4 separate regions of the Mus musculus genome follow, and regions 2, 3 and 4 are each linked to region 1. Evidence: chromatin loops called from intact Hi-C (ENCODE). Cell type or tissue: gastrocnemius. All regions are shown on one strand. Region 1 has its middle 18 kb from the start of Dock6. Region 2 has its middle 8.9 kb from the start of Yipf2. Region 3 overlaps Smarca4 (SWI/SNF related, matrix associated, actin dependent regulator of chromatin, subfamily a, member 4). Region 4 overlaps Ldlr (low density lipoprotein receptor).

Evidence for each region. A loop is a pair of places that touch in the nucleus more often than their neighbours do. Peaks named below come from ENCODE experiments on the same cell type or tissue, not always from the same donor. Only the 100,000 strongest peaks of a DNase experiment are listed, where the experiment ranks them.
Region 2: it touches region 1 in a loop (9-fold over the local background); 12 of 42 quality-filtered maps call a loop at or near these places.
Region 3: a loop joins it to region 1, with 2.7 times the contacts of the local background. A loop is called at or near these places in 9 of 42 quality-filtered maps.
Region 4: it touches region 1 in a loop (2.4-fold over the local background); 5 of 42 quality-filtered maps call a loop at or near these places.

What each region holds. Positions count from the first base shown.
Region 1 is chr9:21,868,524-21,873,523 of GRCm38, reverse strand. No RefSeq gene overlaps it. Among named protein-coding and RNA genes, the nearest start is that of Dock6, 18 kb to the right of the region's middle. In gastrocnemius, CTCF peaks have their summits at 2,424 and 4,055 (motif pointing left); DNase peaks (open chromatin) are centred at 1,137, 2,384 and 4,062; H3K4me3 peaks cover 213 bases; H3K27ac peaks cover 622 bases.
Region 2 is chr9:21,599,267-21,604,266 of GRCm38, reverse strand. No RefSeq gene overlaps it. Among named protein-coding and RNA genes, the nearest start is that of Yipf2, 8.9 kb to the right of the region's middle. In gastrocnemius, a CTCF peak has its summit at 2,072 (motif pointing left); a DNase peak (open chromatin) is centred at 2,068.
Region 3 is chr9:21,689,877-21,694,876 of GRCm38, reverse strand. The region is part of intron 29 of Smarca4 (SWI/SNF related, matrix associated, actin dependent regulator of chromatin, subfamily a, member 4); the gene reads right to left. Among named protein-coding and RNA genes, the nearest start is that of Gm26511, 31 kb to the left of the region's middle. In gastrocnemius, a CTCF peak has its summit at 2,849 (motif pointing left); a DNase peak (open chromatin) is centred at 2,824.
Region 4 is chr9:21,744,527-21,749,526 of GRCm38, reverse strand. It overlaps Ldlr (low density lipoprotein receptor), which reads right to left. Exons shown (of 18, transcript NM_010700.3): 15 at 3,622-3,795; 16 at 3,088-3,165; 17 at 2,221-2,378; 18 at 1-1,386. The coding sequence ends at 1,351. Among named protein-coding and RNA genes, the nearest start is that of Spc24, 13 kb to the left of the region's middle. In gastrocnemius, no CTCF peak of the experiment used is centred here; DNase peaks (open chromatin) are centred at 620, 781, 1,292 and 2,362.

The DNA.
Region 1 (5,000 bases):
TCACATAGCTGGTGTGTCATTTATCTCTGATTCCAGCACTGTGGAGGCAGAGGCAGGTGGATCTCTGAGGTCAAGGCCAGCCTGGTCTACAGAGAGAGTTCTAGGACAGCCAGGGCTATGAACAGAAGAAAAGAAAGAGAGAGAGAGATAAGACAAGACAAAACTTTGACTTTTGTAGCAGGGTGCACAGCTTAGGTTGCCACCGGGTTTTTACAATTCCAAATACAAAGAAAGGTCTCCTGTGCCTCACCAGTGTCCAGGGCTCAGCCTCACGTTCTTGGAAGGGGAGATGGCTGACAGAGAGCAGCAAGGTTTCCATGTCTCAAAAAAGCCCAAAAGCATCAACAAAAAAATTAAAATGAAGAAGAAAAAGGAGAAAAAGAAGAAGAGGAGGGGGAGGGGGAGGAGGAAGAGGAAGGCACATTTTGTTTCTCATGCTCTGGGGCTGGAGCTACAGGCAGTGTGAGCTGCCAAGTGGGTCCTAGGGACTAACTCAGATCCTCTGCAAGAGCAGTGTGTGCTCCCAACTGCTCAGCATTGCAGGCCTGGGTGGTCTTTCTTGTGTTCTATTTTCTGTGCTGAGGATGAACCCAATCTTCACATATGCTAAGCACCTGACCAAGCTGCACCAAAGCTCAAGTTTTTGATCTTTTAAATTTTCTGAAGGACCCTTTTCTCACTACCAGGGTAACACAGTATGCTCTTGTGTTTTGTTTGCTTGTTTTCATCTTATATTAGAGATAAGCTCTCACTATGCAGTCCTGTGGCTGGCGTGGAACTCACTCTGTAGACCAGGTTGGCCTCGAACTCCCAGAGATCCACCTGCCTCTGCCTCCCAAGTGCTGAGACTAAAGGTATGTTCCTGGCAGGCTCCCACCTAGCCACATCCCCAGCCTCCAAACTCGTTTTCATGGGATTTGATAGAAAGCCATGCCTGATCTGGGCTCCTGAAACTGTGTATGTCTGTGCTGATCTCCCCAGTTCTGGTCCCTCGGTGCCTACACACTTATTTCTGACATGTCTCACTCCTCATCGCCTGCCCTACATCTCCCCTGCCCCCTCCCGCCCCCCTCTGGGAGCACAGATCCGGAAGGCAATTTAGATCAACTTATTTCTGTCTTGTAGGGAGAGGTCTGTGAAGGGAAGGCTGCCAAGTCTCCAGGGCCTGGATTGTGACATACTTATGACAGAGAAACCATTGAATAAAGACAACAGTTGAAGAAAGAATACAGCATGTGTATTTCAGCCATGATGGCAGATCTGGGGGGTTAAGTTGGCATCTTCCCTAAAACTCTGGGCTGCTGAGTCCCCACATGTCAGCAATCTCAGCAGGGGACACTCAAATTGACCTGCTCAGTTTCCTAAGTATCTTGTCACCTCCTTGGCTCAGCCCTAAACCTTTATCACATCGCAATAGGAAGCTGACTGGGCATGGCAGCACATACCTTTAATGCCAGCATTTGGAAGGCAGAGGCAGGTGGATCTCTGTGAAGATGAGGCAGGCCAAGGCTATATATGGAACCTTTGCACACACACACACACACACCACAAATGTTGTAGAGATGGTTCAGCGTTTAACAATACACATGGTCCTTCCAAAGGGCGGGGGTCAGATCCCAGCTTCTGTTCCAGTCGGCTGACAACTGTCTGAAACTCCATCTCTTGGATTTGATGCCTTCTTCTGTCCCCAGTGAGCTCTACATTCACATGGCAGACAATTCACACAGACACACATGCACAGACATAAAAATAAAAATTTTAAAAAGCAAAACAAGATAGTTGGAAGCTGGGAGAGTTCGACAGTAGCAGAAACACGGGTGGTCCCCACCCCACCCCAAATCCCTGCTCGGCTCCTTCTCCAAACAGAACATGGAACACAGGAGGAGATAAGTCTCCTACATGCCACCAGGGCCACGAGGCAAAGTACTTAGCACTGGATTGACTGACATGGCTGGATGGTCCTGCCACACTGCCCACTAGATGCTCATGAAACCAGAGCAGAATGAATGAGAATGGGGTTTTGAGGGTCGCACATTTTTGTTAATTTTGTTAATTTAATGAAAACTTTAGTTTGAAAAACGAATCCCAAATGGCCTGGAACTGGTTATGTAGACCAGGCTGGCCCCGACTCACAAAGATCCACCTGCCTGTGCCTCCCAAGTGGTGTACTGGCGATGTACCCCGACAGCTGGCTTCATCTTTTCTGCCACCTCTGAAATTTTGCAGAGTCCTGCCTCCCCCGCGCGGCAGGTGGAGGGATATTTTTCTCTCTTCCACAAAGAATTCCGAGCATGTGAATTCAGCATCGCTCTTAAGTCCGCAGGATTTTGAATTTAAAATCACACTTGACCTGCAAAATCACACTGGCCTGATGGAGCAGCTGCAAGGGCGGAATTCTGGAGCTGTCCCCTAGTGGCCGCTAGGGGACACTATTCCCACAGAAAACAATTGACGCTTCTCCGCCCCCCACGTACAGAAGCGCGCTTCTGGGTAAGGTCTCCACGCACCCCTCATGCAAGATGAGTAGGTCAACAGTATATTCAAGCACTGTTTTGTGTCCCCACTTACCTACCCACCAAGTCCTCTCTTCCGTTCTTCTCTCCTCTCCTCTTCTTCCTCCTCCTTACCCCTCCCCTCTCCTCTTCTCAAGACTAGATCTCTTGTAGACCCAGCTGTCCTTGGACTCCATGTAGCCAGAAGATGACTTTGAAACTCTGGCTTATTAAAACAACCTGTCTCGCCGGGCGTGGTGGCGCACGCCTTTAATCCCAGCACTCGGGAGGCAGAGGCAGGCAGATTTCTGAGTTCAAGGCCAGCCTGGTCTACAAAGTGAGTTCCAGGACAGCCAGGGCTACACAGAGAAACCCTGTCTCGAAAAACAGTCTCCCGCAGACCGGGTTCCTGCTGGTCAAGGACGACCCTTGACTCTTTATTTGTTCTTTTTTTTTTTTTTGAGATTATAATATAATTATATTTCTTTCTTCCTTTTCTCCCTCTAAATCCTCCCATGTACTCTTCCTTGCTCTCTTTCAAATTCATGGCCTCTCTTTTTATTAATTGTTATTATGTGCATATATGCATATGTATATACAACCTGCTCCGTCTGTATGTTGTTACTTGTGTGTATGTTTTCGGGGCTGATCGCTGGTTTTGGATAACCAAATGGTGTGCTCCTCTCTAGGGAAGACTATCCCTCCCCATCTCAGAGTTCCTTAATTGCCTGGTGTTTTTTGTGTAGGGCTGACACATGGCCCTTGTGGGTTTATCTCCGTCCACGCTGAGATGTCTATTGGTATTGTCCCTGCTCAGTTCACATTTAGGTAGCCTTGCTGGTGATTTGTTATGGGTGCAGCTTCTGATATCTCTAGAAGACACAATCACACAGCAGCCTCCCAATCCTCTGGCTCTTATAATCTTTATGTCTCCTCAAGTGTTCCCTGAGCCTTACATACAAGGGTGCATTTGTCTGTCTGTTTTGCTTTGTTTGTTTGTTTTGTATGGGTACCACCCCTGCCCCACTAATACAAGGGTGTTTGTAAATGTACCCATCGAGACTGGGCTCCTCAACTCTGCATGACGATTGGTTGTGGCATTTTTCTAGTGGTCTCCATCCGCTGGGAAGAGGATGAGGCCTGAGACCTACAGCTGCATGTGTGAGACCCCGACTTAGAGCATTTCTCCCTAGAAGGTAAAGCCCCTGGACGTTCCCCAAGCTTGTTTTCCCTGATCTCTAAAAATATAGCCAGCAACAAGCCTTTTTGCTTCTGTACTTTACAACCAGAGATGCAATAATTGTAAAAGACCCAGCCAGGCACTTGCCTGGCTTCCTGTGCCGAGGACACAGAGATAAAAATTCAGAAAGAACTCACTCCCCACTCCTTCTGCCTTATAAATTTCACCAAGGACACCCAGAAGAGAACTCCACCCAACTCCTCCCAGGTCCTCCCAGGTCCTCCCCGGTCCTCCCAACTCCTTCCAACTCCTCCCAACTCCTCCCAACCCTCCTCCCAACTCCTCCCAATTCCTCAGCTAGCTGTTAAAAGCCCCCTACTGGCCGGGTGTGGTGGCACACGCATTTAATCCCAGCACTCAGGAGGCAGGCGAATTTCTGAGTTCCAGGCCAGCCTGGTCTACAAAGTGAGTGCCAGGACAGCCAGGGCTACACACAGAGAAACCCTGTCTCGAAAAACCAAAAAAAAAAAAAGCTCCCTACTGTCATCGCTCGGGGTTGAACTCCCCTGCTGAAAGAGTTCGTCCTCAGCTAGCTGATAATAAAACCTCTTGCAGTTTGCATCAGGTGTGGTTTTTCTCCTGAGTCATTGGGGTGCTGGCCAGCTCATCCAGGGACTTGAGTGAAAGCCCAGCTTTGGGGGTCTTACGCATGTACAGATCTGACAATAGGTTCCCCCAATGGCTTTTCAAAAAACGATTGATTTATTTCTTGTGTACAAGTGTTTTGTCTGTCTGTATGTGTGTGTGTTAGTCAGGGTTTCCACTGTTATAAAGAGACACCATGACCAAGGCAACTTTTATAAAGGGACTAGCTTACAGATTCAGAGGTTCAGTCCATTATCATCAAGGCAGGAGCATGGCAGCATCCAGGCAGGCATGGTGCAGGAGGAGCTGAGAGTTCTACATCTTCATCTGAAGGAAACCAGAAGCAGACTGTCTCATGGGCAGCTAGGAGGAGGGACTCCAAGCCTACTCCCAAAGTGACATACTCCCTCCAACAAGGCCACACTAATAGTGCCACTCTCTGGGCCAAGCATATGCAAACCACCATAGTATGTTTATGCACTGTATGTGTGCCTGGTGCCTTGGAGGTCAGATGGGGGAATTAGACCCCTTGTTACTATACCTATGCTCTTTTTCACTAAGCCATCTCTCTAGCCCTGACCTTTTTTTTTTCCTCCAGAGTTTCTCTGTTTAGTATCGGCTGTCCTGGAACTCACTCTGTAGACCAGGCTGGCCTTGAACCTGAAGACTCACTGGCCTCTGCC
Region 2 (5,000 bases), 270 kb after region 1:
TGTGAGCCACCATGTGGTTGCTGGGATTTGAACTCAGGACCTTCGGAAGAGCAGTCGGTGCTCTTAACCGCTGAGCCATCTTTCCAGTCCCTCTCTTGACTTTCTTATTGCAGTGAGTTCTCAGCCTAGAGGGTGACAATGCACTGTTTGCAGCTGGGACCTTGAAACAGTTTCTAGTGACCCAGGTATGGAACTCAGGGCTACACTGTGACCCCCACCTGAAGCTCTGCTGCCAGAGCTGTCTCAGCTGGATGGCTACCGGAGACCACTGTTAGGGCTAGCAACTTCCTGCCAAGGCAGAGGACCTGAGTGTGGTCCCTAGGATCCACATGGTAGACAATAACCAATCCTTCCAACCTGCACACATGTGATCACACACAAATATTGTTGAAATATCCCTTCTGCAGGAAAGAGGGGCCCCTGAAGAAGCTCAAAAGACACACCAGAATGAGAAACCAGGAAGGGGTGGGCTTTTGAAGTTGGACTAACTGCACTGTGCGTTATGTCTATGGAGGCCAGCGGGTGGAATATGGTGTTTGAATGAGAACATCCCTCATAGGTTCATGTTTGAATGCTTTGTCCCTGTGTAATGGAACTTTTTGGCCTTGCTGGAGTAGGTATCACTGAGAGTAGGCTCTGACATTTCAAAGGCTCACACCCATGCCATTCCTGGTGGCTCTCAGCTTCTGCTCCAGGGCTATGCTTGCCTGCTGCCTGTTCTCCACTACGGTGGCCACAGGCTCAACCCTCTGGAACTATGAGCTCATAGTCAACGCTTTCTTTTATAAGGTGCTTGGTCATGGTGCAACAGACACTGGGTAAGCCTGACAACCTGAGTTCCGATTCCCCAGAACCCAAGCAACCATGGATACAGTAGTACAGTGGGTGTGTACAGCACACTGAAAGGGGTACGGATGGTAGAAGACAGTGCCAGTTAGCTTGACTGAGGTAAACATTGAGAGACTCTGTCTAGGGGTGAAGGCATTTGCTGCCAAGCCTGACAACCTGAGTTCAATCCCCAGAACCCACATGATGGAAGGAGACAATACACTTCTTAAGCATGGCGTGGTGGCGCACGCCTTTAATCCCTGCACTCAAGAGGCAGAAACAGGCAGATCTGCTGAGCCATCTCTCCAGCCCTCTTGTTTTTTGTTTTTCTGAGACAGGTTTCTCTGGCTGTCTAGGAGCTCACTTTCCAGACCAGGCTGGCTTTGAATTAAGAAATCCACCTACCTCTGCCTCCCGAGTGCTGGGATTAAAGGCATGTACCACCACACCTGGCTTCTTTTGTCTTTTTTAAGACAGGGTCTCACTATATAGCTCTGCTGTCTTGGACCTCACTCTATAGACCAGCCCGGCTTCAAACTCACAGAGATTCATCTGCCTCTGCCTCCTGAGGGCTAGGATCACAGGCGTGTGCCGCTATGTAGGACTTGCATTTTGCAATTTATTTTTTTAGTCACAAGTTTTGAAATGTGCCATCATTAATCCAGACCATTGTGTGGAGCTTTCTACAAGTGCTCTTTAGCTCCTCATGGCCCCAGCTGCCACAAACTGGAGCACCCTCCAACAGCCATCAACCTAGATCATTGCAACTTAAGCCTTGAGCCACTTTGGTTAGGAGTTAGTTGGGGTTTTCTTTTCCATATTTCTTTGAGACAGGGTCTCACTATGTAGCCTTAAAATTACAGAAACCCACCTGCCTCTGCTTCTCAGACTCTATCTCTCGTTTTGTTTTTTTTTTCAAGATAGGCTCTCAGCCTCTCAGGATGGCTTGTAATTCACTATATCCTTGAACTGATCCTCCTGCCTCTAACTCCTGTGTGCTAAGATTACAGGTGCGAGCCAATATCATGTCTAGCTTGAAGTACTGGACGTGAATGTGTGCTAGGCAAACATTCAACTGAGCCTCATCCTCTTTGAAATTCTGTTGTTTTGTTGTTGTTGTTTGTTTGTTTGTTTTATATGTCAAAGCTAGTCTACCTTAATCCCCTCACCTGCTCTGCTGGGCCTTGCTCAGGGCAAAACAGAGAAGCCCTAGCTGGGAATGAGGAGCTTTGGCGCCCTCTGGTGTCCATTAATCAGAATAAACACATGCACGGCCACCACCCCAAAGTCAATCTCTTCTGTTGCCGAGTGACCAAATGCTGGTGCAAGAAACGCAAGCCATGGGACATGTAGGCAGTAGCATATATTTTTCAGTAAAAAGAAACTTAGGGATGGAGCTATGGAGCAGTGGGTAAAATGTTTGCTGCAACAAGTGTACGGATGGATTTGACCATTGACCTTTGGGAGCACATGAGAAGCTGGAGATACCAGTGTCCCAAGCTGGGGAGGCACAGGTTCAGCCTTGCTTTTTTTTTTTTTTTTTTTTTTTTTTTTTTTTTTGAGACAGGGTCTCTCTTTGTAGCCCTGGCTGTCCTGGCACACACTTTGTAGACCAGGCTGGCCTTGAACTCAGAAATCTGCCTGCCTCTTCCTCCCAAGTGCTGGGATTAAAGGCGTGCGCCACCATCGCCCGGCATGTGTGTTCAGCCTTTCTTACAGAACTCAGGACCACCAGCTCAGGAGTGGAACCACACACAATGGGCTGGGTCCTCTCTCATCGATCATTCATTTAGAAAGTTCCCTACAGGCCGGCCTGCCTACAGCATGATCTTACAGAGGCTACCTCCTCTCAGATGATGCTAACCTGTGCCAAGTTGACATAAAACTATCCAGCACACTATACACCTGGCTGCTCTTGGAAAGGACCCAGATTCCATTCCCAGTACCCATGTTGGGGTTAGAGAGATACCAAGTATGCTTATAAAGAACCCAGATTCAGTTCCCAACTCCATATGGTGGCTCCCAACCTCCTGTAACTCCAGCTCCAAAAGATCAGAGACACCGTCTTCAGTCCTCCAGTGGCACTACACACATTTCACAAGCAAACATTCATAAATGAAACTAAAAGTGAAATCTTCAAATAATTATCCCGCCCCCAGCTGTGTGTGTGTGTGTATATGTACTCAGCCACACCCCAGTCTGTGTGTGAGGTCAGAGGATAACTCTGTGGAGTTAGTTCTCTCTTCCCACATTGCTGTTGTTTTTGTGTTTTCCCAGGGTTTCTTTGTGTAGTCTTGGCTGTCCTGGAACTAGCTTTGTAGGCCAGGCTAGCATCAAAATCACAGAGACCCACCTTCCTCAGCCTCCCGAGTTGCTGGGATCAAAAGTGTATGCCACCACTTCCTGGCTCCTTCCACTTAATTGTTTTAACCTTTTATTTTCTCTCTTCAGGCCCCTCTCCTTCCTCTTTTGTGGGCGCTCTAGGATCATGCTTGATGGCCGACATTTGTTTGTTTATTACACTGGGTCTCCCTGTGGAGCTCTGCCTGGCTTGGGACTCACAGAGATCTTATTGTTTCTGGTACCAGAATGGAAGCTAGGGCCTTGTGTATGCTAGGCAAGTGTTCCCAGCAACATCATCAGCACCACTAGGTCACAGCTCAGGCTAGCTTTAAGACTGTACTGATCCTCCTGCCTCAGCCTCTTCTTGTCTAGGATAGCAGATGTAAGCCACCATACCTAGCTTTATACTTCATTATTTAGGAAATATCAGCAGGAAAGAATCTGCGAAAGTTTTTCCTAATCTCCTTTCTTGTCGAGTTTTTTGTTTTTGAGATAGGGTCTCATTTGGCCCAGGCTGGCCTTGAACCGGATCACTACATACTCGAGGTATTGAGTATTAAGGAGCCTCCCTTTAGTCAGAGAAAAGTGCTGAGGTTACAGATTGTACAAGACCTATTAATGGTCATCAGGCTGGAGCCTGGGGCTCCCTATATGCTGGGTGAACACAACTGAAGTCAGCTACACTTATCACACCATTCCACCTTGGTTGGCTCCCTCGGTGCAGAACCTAACAAGAGGGCTGGCTAGCTGTGCCTATCAGGGGACCAAACCTAGAAGGGGGTAGGTGGCTGGCTGAGAACTATAGATCTCAATCATGAAGAGCTTCAGAGGCAGGCTCACAGAGCACCTGGCTTTAACAGAGTGCAGGTATGGACAACCAGACTGCAAACCTGGTGAATTGGTGAATTAGCTGGGCTAAGTAAACACTGGTATGTGCAAGGCCAGTACTTGGCTGGCTAAGGGCAATGAAGTCTAAGGACTGTCACCCTCCAGGGTCTACCCATTACCCTGAGAGGTATCTTCCTGAAGTCCAGGCTGTCATCTACAGATGGTGGATGGAACATATAGCCCAGGTCCTGATGTTTGCCTCTTTTGCAAATCAGGCACATGTTCTAGGAATGGATGTGGCCCTTTCCAATGGCACCAACTTCTGCCACCACATGCCATTCCTGAGTTTCAATAAATGGATGAAGCACCTTGTATTTGCTGCGCTAAGCCGCATGGGGCTTCACTAGCCATTCCCATGAGGGTCAGCCAGGCCTGGACAAAGCAGGCACATCTCTGAGTTTGGGGCCAGCCTGGTCCACACATGAGTTCCAGGACAGCTAGTGTTACATACTGAGACCTCATTTGAGAGGGGCTGAGAGTTGGCTCAGCTGTTAAAGAGCATTTGTTGCTCTTAAAGAGGACCCAGGCTTTACACACACGCGTGCACGTGCGTACACACACACATTTAGCAGAATGACTTACAGGCTGTGGTCCAGCCAGTTCAACGATGGCTATTTACCAATGAAATGTCTAAGAACTGAGTAGCTGTTCAGCCCAGGAAGCTGGTGTCTCAGCTGGTCTTCAGTGTCCACTGGGATCCCGCAGAAACAGGCTCTAATGGCCATGATGCAATGCACTTGGCCAACCAGAATGAGGGCAGGCAGGCAAAGAGCAAAAGCTTTCTTCTTCTTTCATGACCTTTATAAAAGGTTAACTCACATCAAAGGTAAATCTTTCCACCTCAAAAGATCCAGATTGGGCTGGAGAGATGGCTCAGTGGTTACAGAGCACTGACTGCTCTTCCAGAGGTCCTGAGTTCAATTCCCAGCAACCACATGGTG
Region 3 (5,000 bases), 180 kb after region 1:
AAAACAACTTTTCTTTTCTTCCTTCCTTTTTGTGTGTGTGTGTGTGTGTGTGGGGGGGGGGGGTTCAAGACAAGGTTTCTCTGTGTAGTCCTGGTTGTCCTGGAACTCACTCTGTAGACCAGGCTGGCCTCGAACTCAGAAATCCGCCTTCCTCTGCCTCCCAAGTGCTGGGATTAAAGAAGTGTGCCCCCACTGCCCGGCTGCAAAACTTCTAACAAGGAAGATCTACTGTAGCACTCCCTGTGTGTGTATCCATTGCTCTGTGGACGAGCTCTGAAAAATGCTTCTGTGGGTGAGAACTGAGGAAAATGAAACCTGAACCTCCCAGGGCCTGGATGATTTGACCAAGCTACGAGAACCCTGCTATCACTGGACATAGGAGCGAGGGCCATGGCCATAGCTTCCCAGTTGGGTTTCACTGCTTTAGCAAATAGCCAATGATGTGTGTATGTGTGTGTGTGTGGGGACAACAGTTGAGGACAGAGCCACTGCTGCTTCCTCATGCCAGCTCCTAGAACAGAGACTGCCTCTAATTCATTCCTGTCCTGTTTCATCACTACAGAAAGGGATGCAACCTAGAGTCCAGGGTTCAATTACTGAGGCCCTGCCAGGAAAGTCCCTGAATTGGTATACAAGTCTGCTTGGGAGTCAGCAGCCTGGGTGGGGCCCTTACCTGTGTTGCCACCACATGGACAGGGCCTTCTTCCATACCAGCTCAGCTGTTAGAAATAGCTACTGTTAAAGTTTGTTCTTTTCTTTTTTTGAGGACAAGGTTTCTCTGTATGGCCCTAGCTGTCCTGGAACTTACTCTCTGTAGACCACACTGTCCCCAAATTCAAGAGATCCACCTACTACCCCTGCCTCCTGAGTGCTGGAATTAAAGGCATGCACCACCACCACCACCAAATCACCAATTCTTATTTTTTGGTTGGTTTTTCGAGACAGGATTTCTGTGTAGCCCTCACTGTCCTGGAACTCACTTTGTAGACCAGGCTGGCCTCAAACTCAGAAATTCGCCTGCCTCTGCCTCCCAAGTGCTGGGACTAAAGGCCTGTGCCACCACGCCCGTCTCACCAATTCTTTTAAAGACAGAATCACATGTGTCCCAGACTAGCCTTGAATTCACTTCTGATGCCTCTGCACCCCCTCCCTGAATGCTGGGGGCTATGGGTGTGTACTTCTGCAGTACTGGGATGGAACCAAGGGTCTTGTATATACCACCTAAATATTCTGGCATCGGATAAACAGACCAGTCCTGCTTATTGTTCTTATTGTGGTCTCATGTTGGTCAACAATGGAATCTGAGCATAAGGTTTAAGAAGCCTGGAACACTGTCTGTGGAGCCCAGTGCTGTACGGGACACAATTTCCAATACCTCCATTTGGGGAAGAGATCCTGAATATGGCACTAGAGGAAGTCAGGCTGATAATGGAGCCTGTGACTACAGGTCCACAGGAATGGGGACTAGGGAGTAGGAGCAAATGGACAGCAAACTGACCGAGGCTAGAGGCAGACAGGGGAGGCCCAAGGTCTGTCTGCAGCAATGGGCAGGACTGGGTGGCCACAGCCCAGGCTCAATTTGTCAGCAATCCATCTGTAGCAACCTCCGTGTCAAAGAACACCTCAATCTTTTTTTTTTTGAGGCATCAGGAACCTGGGAACCAAAGGGTAATGGGTATTTTGGTCTAGCAGAACAAATGGGCTGGGGAGTTTGTGGTAACTAGATGTGGAGATCATGCCAGAGAGGTGAGTGGCTTACACACCACTTGTCGAGGCTTATTTAGTGGGACATAGAACCTTTGTTCAATATAAGGCCTTCCCAGGGATACAGGGTGCTGCTGACTCCAGGGGAACAGAGAACAGGAGGCAGGGGATCCAGCCCCCCTACCAGTCCTGCCTGTTTGCCTGTGAGCTGCAGGCTGATCACTGGTCTCATCATCACCTGCCTGCTTACTTTGGTGTGTAAATGTTTGGCCCAGGGCATGAAGCCCAAGATGAAATCTGTCTCTTAACCAGGACAGGTGGATCCTTTTCAAATAGATTCTAAGGTGAGCTCAGAGCCTTAAGTGGCTAGAACAAGGAAGTAGGCCACGGCTGCCCCAACTGAGTCGCAGAGTGAGCGCTGCATGTGGCCTGGCCTGTGGCTCATTTGGCCTTACTCTGGCCAGAGTCTGCTGCTAGCTTGTGGTTTTAGCCACAGACCTGGACCCACCAGGCAGCATGCCCAGATGTTACTCAAAGGTCCAGAGGCTGAAAAGCTAGGGGGCTCATTTGCTCCATCTTCCCTGAGGACTGCAGCACGACCCCCTCTACTTGGAAGAAGAGATTTAATTGTCCAAGTACCTCAGGCAAAGATCCACAGCCTGTCAGCAGGCATCTTCTCCCTTCCCCAAGCATTGACTCTCTTCTCTGAAAAACATCTTCCTTCTGCCTCTGTACACTGAGCAGGGGCCAGAAGAAGATAGTGTGGCCTGTTGAGAAGTCCCAGGCAGTGCTGCAATCTCTGGTTTATTTCTGGGCCTGAAACTCAGTGGCCTGACCTCTCAGTCTTGTTCTCCACTTGGAAACTGAGGCATAGAGATAGAACATAATTGTAAAATTTACCACTTTCAACCTTCCAGAAAAGAGAAGATGGAGTCAGATATGCTCAGCCTGGCAGTGTGTCTACCACCATGGAATGTCAAGTACAGATACCATTCCCCATCGTGCTACAACCCACAGTGTAAAACCTGAGGTCACCATGACCTCAGTACATAGCAGCAAGGTCTCTGGGAGGTCTGCAGCCCAGGCACAGCTGAGGGGTCCAAGGCTGGACACCTGGGTCAGCTGGCCATGAATGGCGCCCTCTAGTGCTCCAAAAGCTGTTCTTATGCACTTGAAAGATTCTGCTTGGTGCCCTTGTTTTTCCATGGTCCAAGACAAGGTAAAACCTCAACTCCTGACTCCATTTTAATTTTCTTTTCTTTTCTATTTTTTTTTGTTTTTTGTTTTTTGTTTTTTTGGGTTTTTTTGAGACAGGGTTTCTCTGTGTAGCCCTGGCTGTCCTGGAACACACTTTGTAGACCAGGCTGGCCTCGAATTCAGAAATCTGCCTGTTTCTGCTTCCCAAGTGCTGGGACTAAAGGTGTACGCCACCACGCCCAGCTTTAATTTTCTTTTTTTTTAAAAAGATTTATTTATTTAATGTATGTGAGTACACTGTAGCTGTCTTCAGGCACACCAGAAGAGGACATTGGATCTCATTACAGATGGTTGTGAGCCACCATGCGGTTGCTGGAAATTGAACTCAGGACCTCTGGAAGACCACTCAATGCTCTTAACCTCTGAGCCATGTCTGTAGACCTCACTCTTAACGTTCATCCATGTTTTGATTTCAAAGTTAAGACCTTGTGTTCCCCACCTCACTTCTCTGATGGGCCTTTGGCTGTTGTGTGCGACAGTGCTGGGGACAGGGCTCAGAGCACACGTGCCAGGCACAGCGTTATTCTTTTTTTTTTTTTCCCCGAGATAGGGTTTCTCTGGCTATCCTGGAACTCACTTTGTAGACCAGGCTGGCCTCTACCTCCCGAGTACTGGGATTAAAGGCGTGCGCCACCAAGCCTGGCTGGCGTTATTCTTGCTCTAGCAGCTCTCTAACATGGATGGAGCCTGAGACAGCAAGGAGAACAGAGTAGCTCCACTACAGGTAGCTAGGTAGTCAGGACCCTTACAGATCCCCGTGAGTTCCAGGCCAGCCTGGTCTACAGAATGAAGTCCAGGACAGCTAGGTCTATGCTGAGAAACCCTGTGGAGTAGGGTAGGGAGGAGCGAAGCACTGTGGTAATTCAGGTCCTTCAGGTTCCATTTTTAACTAGGCTCACTGCATATCTGAGTAGAGGGCTTTAGGAAGGAATCTGAAAAGATCCCAATCTGTAACCCCAATGCTCAGAAGGCTGAAGCAATTGGATTTCCTTAAAGTTGAGGCCAGCTTCGGCTATAAATAAAGCAAGTGCTTGCCTAAAAAACAATAAAGAGGTTAAGAGTACTGTCTGCTCTTCTAGAGGTCCTGAGTTCAATCCCCAGTAACCACAAGGTAGCTCATTACCATCTATAACGTGATCTGGTACTCTCTTCTGGCCTGCAGGACTATATACAGGAAGAGGACTATATACGTAATAAATAAGTCTTTAAAAAACAAATCAAAACAAAAACAAAACCCAACCAACCAACAACCCAAAAGGTTCAAACGTTTTCCTGAATATTTCATTTGATGGCTCAGAGTGCTCTGGCGGAAGACAGGTTCAAAGCACCTACATGGTGGCTCACAAGCATCTCTATATAACTCCAGTTCTTCTGCTCTCTGCCACCAGGCACACACAAGCTACAACACTCACATACATTAAAAGAGTAAAAAAAAATAAAAGTTTGATGTTTGTTAAGGCTGCATAGTGAGCTCTTGTCTAAAATAAGAAGTAAAACTGCAGTTTGATGCTACGGTGTTATTTCCCCCTCTTTTCTCTAGCACAGCCTGACAGAGGGTAAGGGTCATTGGACCTGACTTTGAATGCTGCCAGCCATGCCAGAGGCCAGTGCTGACTCAGAACCTTCTGGATGACAGGCATGTCATACACAATCTGTGGCCTCCGTCCTTGGGTGCTGCAAAGTGACCTCTGAGCCCTTGAAATGCCTTTCTGGGCAGGAGGTAGGGCTGTGATTTAAGCTGGTAAGTCTGGATCAGGCTGACCAGCAGAGGTAGTGGATACAGAGGTCAGTCATGTGAATGGCCAGATGTGAACACACAACCAAGTCCCAACAAAACCCCTGGGTGTCCAGGCATCCCTGAGGCTGGTGAGATGTCTCAGCGGTCAACACTGCTCTTCTGAAGGTCCTGAGTTCAAATTCCAGCAACCACATGGTGGCTCACAACCCTCCGTAATGAGATCTGATGCCCTCTTCTGGTGTGTCTAAAGACAGCTAAAGTGTACTTACATATAATAATAAATAAATCTTTGGGCCAGAGG
Region 4 (5,000 bases), 120 kb after region 1:
ACCACTGTCTTCTTAGGTTACCCATGTGACAAATCTGTGGCAATTTCTAAGTATTCTTCCAAGTCCCACCAAATAGTCTGGGATTTCTTTTGGTTTTTAGATATATAAGGTCTCACTATGTAGGCTTGGACCTCAGACATGTGCCCACCTCTTCCTCTTGAGCATAGGATTAAAGCCAAGTGCCACCACACCTGAGAAACCATGCGTGTATCCCTCCCCTCGCCCCATCTCTCCCCTTCAGCAGGCTGGATGTCTCTGTGAGAGAGGATGACGTTACCAGAGGAGCTAAACAACTCTGCTGTGCAGAGCCAGAAACCACCAAACAAACAAACAAACAAACAAACAAACAGACTAACTAAACACCAGACAGAGGCCCTGAGTTCCCCCCAGTACTGAAGAAGGCAATGGATGCTTGGAGCCTGGCAATTATCTTCTGTGGTCAATGATTCGGGGCCACTTCCGGCCTGAGGTCCCATCCAATGCACCAGGGTCAGTGCAACCTAGGAGTACAAATGTGGACCACGTGGGTGCCCAGCACAGAACGGGAAAAGTGCGCAGAGAGAAGTGCAAGCCTCACTCGGAGACTCGGGGGCTGGGCACAGGACAGGGGTCCTGCCGGCCACCCCTGAGCAGCAGGACACTGAGCAGGCCAGGACTCCTGAGCAAGGCAACCAGTTGTCTCAGGCACTTGATAAATATTAAGGGAGAATGGCGACTTGGGCTTGTCCCTCCAGGAACGGGTGACGTTTTGGCAAAGGCATGAGCGGGTATCCATCACTGGCAGCTGCCGGCCTCAAGATCCAGCAAGATCAGTACCGAATGTCACGAGTCACTTTCCTGGCTTCTGATGGGGGCGGCAGAGTCAGGCAGGAAGGCTCTGGGATGAAGGTCAATGCAGGAAGTCCTGAGGTTAGGGACTGGCTATGGTACCCAGGACCCGGTCAGTAGTACCTGCTGTCTCATGTCCAGCAGGCTTCTCTCTGCCTGGGTGGGTCTCTTCCTCCTCCGTGTTAGTGTTGAAAAGAGTAGAATTCAGAAGCTTCTGGGACAGCCTATTTGGCTTCCAAGGAAATGAAGATGGGAGAAAAAAAAAAATTCCCAGGCAGAATTCGAATTTCAAGCACAGCCAGTAGCCTTTTCTGTCCCCAGACAATAAATATATAAAACAGAACCTGGGGCAGACAGGCAGCTGAGCTTGGCCCCCAGCCCAGCTTTGCTCTTATCTTGCTTTGAGCAACACAGAGCCCAGGGAGGTGGCAGGACCAGTGCTGGATGGGGAGGTCTGGAGAGAGTGTCTTTTCTGCCTAAGCTTGGCAATGGATCCCGGAAAGAGACGGCTCTCCCGGCTGCTCATGCCACATCGTCCTCCAGGCTGACCATCTGTCTCTGTCAGCAAAGCGGAAACACAGGAAACAATCAGACTAACAGGACTATACACAAGCATGGCAGGAATCCACCTCTCTCTCCTGCTCGTGTCCCTCACCTTCTGTCCCTGCGCAGTCACCAGAGGTGGCCAGAACACCTAAGACTGGGTCAACTAAGGCTCACAATGCTCTCCTCTCACTTCCAGGCTCGGATCTTACCACAGATATATCCCGTGTTTCTTTCTGATTTTTTAGAAAACCTCTCTCTCTCTTTCTCTCTCTCTCTCTTTCCTTCCCTCCCTCCCTCCCTCCCTCCCTCCCTCTCTCTCTCTCCCCCCACCCTTGGGAGGGGATGTGTGTGTATGTGTGTGTGTGTGTGTTCTCTGCATTAAAGTTACACATGTGCCTGATGCCTGTGAAGGCCAGAAGGTATCAGATCCTCTGGAACTGGAGTTATAGATAATTGTGAGCCACCATGTGGGAGATGGGAATTGAACCCAGGTCCTCTGGAAGAACAGCCAGTACTCTTAACCACAGAGCCATCTCTCCAGTCTTCCCTTATGCTTCTTAAGTACACTGTGCCCAATCTTATCACAATTTGAGGTCTTTGCAATGAACTGATTCCTCTATTCCCAACCCCCACTCAGAGGAGACCTCCTCCCCGGTCCACATACAGCTGGCTCTAGCATGTTCCTGCTACTGTGAGGCACACCCTAAGCCCTCACTGGGGGCCTAGGCAGGTTCTACCACTGAGCTGTGCATGCCCCTGGTTTGGGCTTCCTCTCCTTCCACTCCACCTAACTTCTGTCCTTCACCTCATTTGATGTCTCATCTCTCCCACAAAGGGCACACTCACTGAGGGGTAGGTATAGCCATCCTGGCTTCGGCAAATGTGGAGCTCGTCCTCTGTGGTCTTCTGGTAGACTGGGTTGTCAAAGTTTATGCTGTTGATGTTCTTCAGCCGCCAGTTCCTCCACAGCAGGACGGCCCCAAGGACAAGGAGGGCAACCAGTGCTGTGGGGAGAGGGGCTTGGTCAGGGGCTCTCAGGAGACCCCGTGCCAGTGAAGCTACCGGCATGTCCATCCTGGCCCTTTCATGTGACAGCGATATGTTTTGAATGTAAAATTATACTCACCTATCATACAAAGAAAAAAACCAAGGGAGTGTGTGTTGGTATAGCATTCACTGGGAGTCTAACACTTCAGGGGAATGAGGCAGGAGGATGCTGACTTCTGAGCCAGCCTGGGCCCCATAGCCTGACCCTGGTTCTAACTTTTGAGATTCTCTGTCAACTTTGCTCTTTTTAATTAATTAATTTATTTATTGAGACAAGGTCTCACTGTGTAGTTCTGGCTGTCCTGAAACTCACTCTGTAGACCAGACTGGCCTCAAACTCCTGTCTCTGCTTCCTGGATGCTAAGATTCAAGGTATGAACCACCATGATTTTTTCACACAGGATCACAATTATTTTTTGAGAAAGAAATCCACTGTCTACCCCACTCCCTTGCCGGTCTAAAAGTCTGTATGTAGACCAGGCTGGCCCTGAGAAAACTCAAGTTGTGTTTCATCACCACCACCAGGGACACTCCACTCCATCTTATTTGTAATGAGTGAGAAGGGGGCAGTGATTCGAGGCAGGCAGGGGCATCCCTCAGGCAGGGGTATTCCATTTTTTGTCAGAAAGGTGACATGGCCAGGTTAGCACTGCAGGCAACACTTACCAATAGGGAAGAAGATGGACAGGAACCTCATACCATGTGGCTGCTCCTCATTCCCTCTGCCAGCCATGTCACCCTGGACTGCAAAAAGGGAAAGGATAAGGTGAGGAGGCTCAAAGACATCAGAGAGGGGACAGGGCAGGACATGTCTAACACCATGTTAAAGTTCAGGGGAACCTGGGAATGTTACTAAGGTCCCTACAAAGTCATGTGGACTTAGTCTGTAGGCAGCTGGCCTCCAGTGTACACAGGGGACAGTTCTAGGATCCCTAGAGATGCCAGACATTTGCACAGAAACTGTACCCACATAGACACTTAACACAGCAAGATGGCTCAGAGAGTAACGAAGCTTGCTGCCAAGCTTGCTAACCTGAGTTTGATCCTAAGCCCCGCATGGAAGGAGGACAGAACATACTGTCACAAGCTGTGTCTGACCCCACAGGCAGAGTGGCCAATTCCCCAAACCCACAAATACATCACATCACTGTAATTAAAAAATGCAGTACTTATGAAATGAAGGCTGGGCCTGGCCGGTACCTTGGTGGGACACTGTCACTGACGCCACTGTGCTGAGCCCTGGGGTGTCCACAGGCTGCCTAGGAGTACTGGGAGCTGAGAGATCCTCACTGTGCTTCGGTGGCCTGGTAGCTGATGCGGTGACCACAGGCCGGACGGCGGATGTCCCCTGGGTGGTCAGTACAGTGTCGACTTCTGATGGGACAATAAACATGACCTGAGGGCCAGGGGCCGGGTGCCACACTGACACCTCTGCTCTGGGTGGAACGCAGGCCACCAAATTCCATGGCATCAGAAATTGAGCAAACTAAATGGGTAAATAGCTGGTGACACTGTCCCTTGTGTCATTCCTGAGGATTATTCCAGGGGGACCTCAAACTTGTCATCCCTCTGCCCCAGTCTCCAGAGTGTTGGTGTCCTGTTCTTACAATAGGACCTGCAAATGGTGAGTGCACTTTGGTCCCTGAGATCAGCGTGACCCCAAAAATCTATGTTGGAAACCTAACCACCAAATTCTTACTGAGGAGAGATTTAAAAAAAAAAAAAAAACTTTGTTGTTTGTTTGTTTTTGAGACACAGTCACACTATGTAGCCCTGGCTGTCCCTGGAACTCACAATATAGACCAGGCTGGCCTCAGACTCAGAGATATGCCTGCCAGAGTGCTGGGGATTTAAGGTCATGTGGCCGTCACAGCAGAGTCTGGTATTTCGTTTTCTCCTTCTATCAAGTGGGCTCTCCGGGATCAAATGCAGGTAGGCACCTTTCTTCAGGAGCTTCTCCGTGGCCCCTCGTGGGTAGGATGCCTGGCAGTGAAACCTTACAGAGGTGACTAAGAGTGAATGAGGTGAGCCGGGCAGTGGTCCCAGCACTTCAGAGGATCTCTAAGTGCAAGGCCAGCCTGGTCTACAGAGCAAGTTCCAGGACAGCCAAGGCTACGAAGAGTAACACTGTCTTAAAAAACACAACAGGCCGGGCAGTGGTGGCGCACACACGCCCAGCACTCAGGCAGAGGCAGGCAGATTTCTGAGTTCGAGGCCAGCTTGGTCTATACAGTGAGTTCCAGGACAGCCAGAGCTACACAGAGAAACCCTGTCTCAAAAGATGCGCCCCCCCCCAAAAAAAAAGTCCTTTAAGTAAATGAATAAATAAAATGAGAATATTTGCTCTGAGTCACTGTGTGACACCCTCCCCTATGTCTACCAGATGCTAAGACCTCTCGTATCCAAACCCAAGAGCTACATGAACTATGCTTTATAAAGTATCCAGTCTCAGGGAATCTGCTTCAGCAACAGGACACAGACAGAGACAACTTCAAACTGAGCCCTTCTCAGATGACATCAGCAAAAAGGGGTCTTCTTACCAGATACCCTGGTCTGAAGTCAGACAACGTCCACACAGA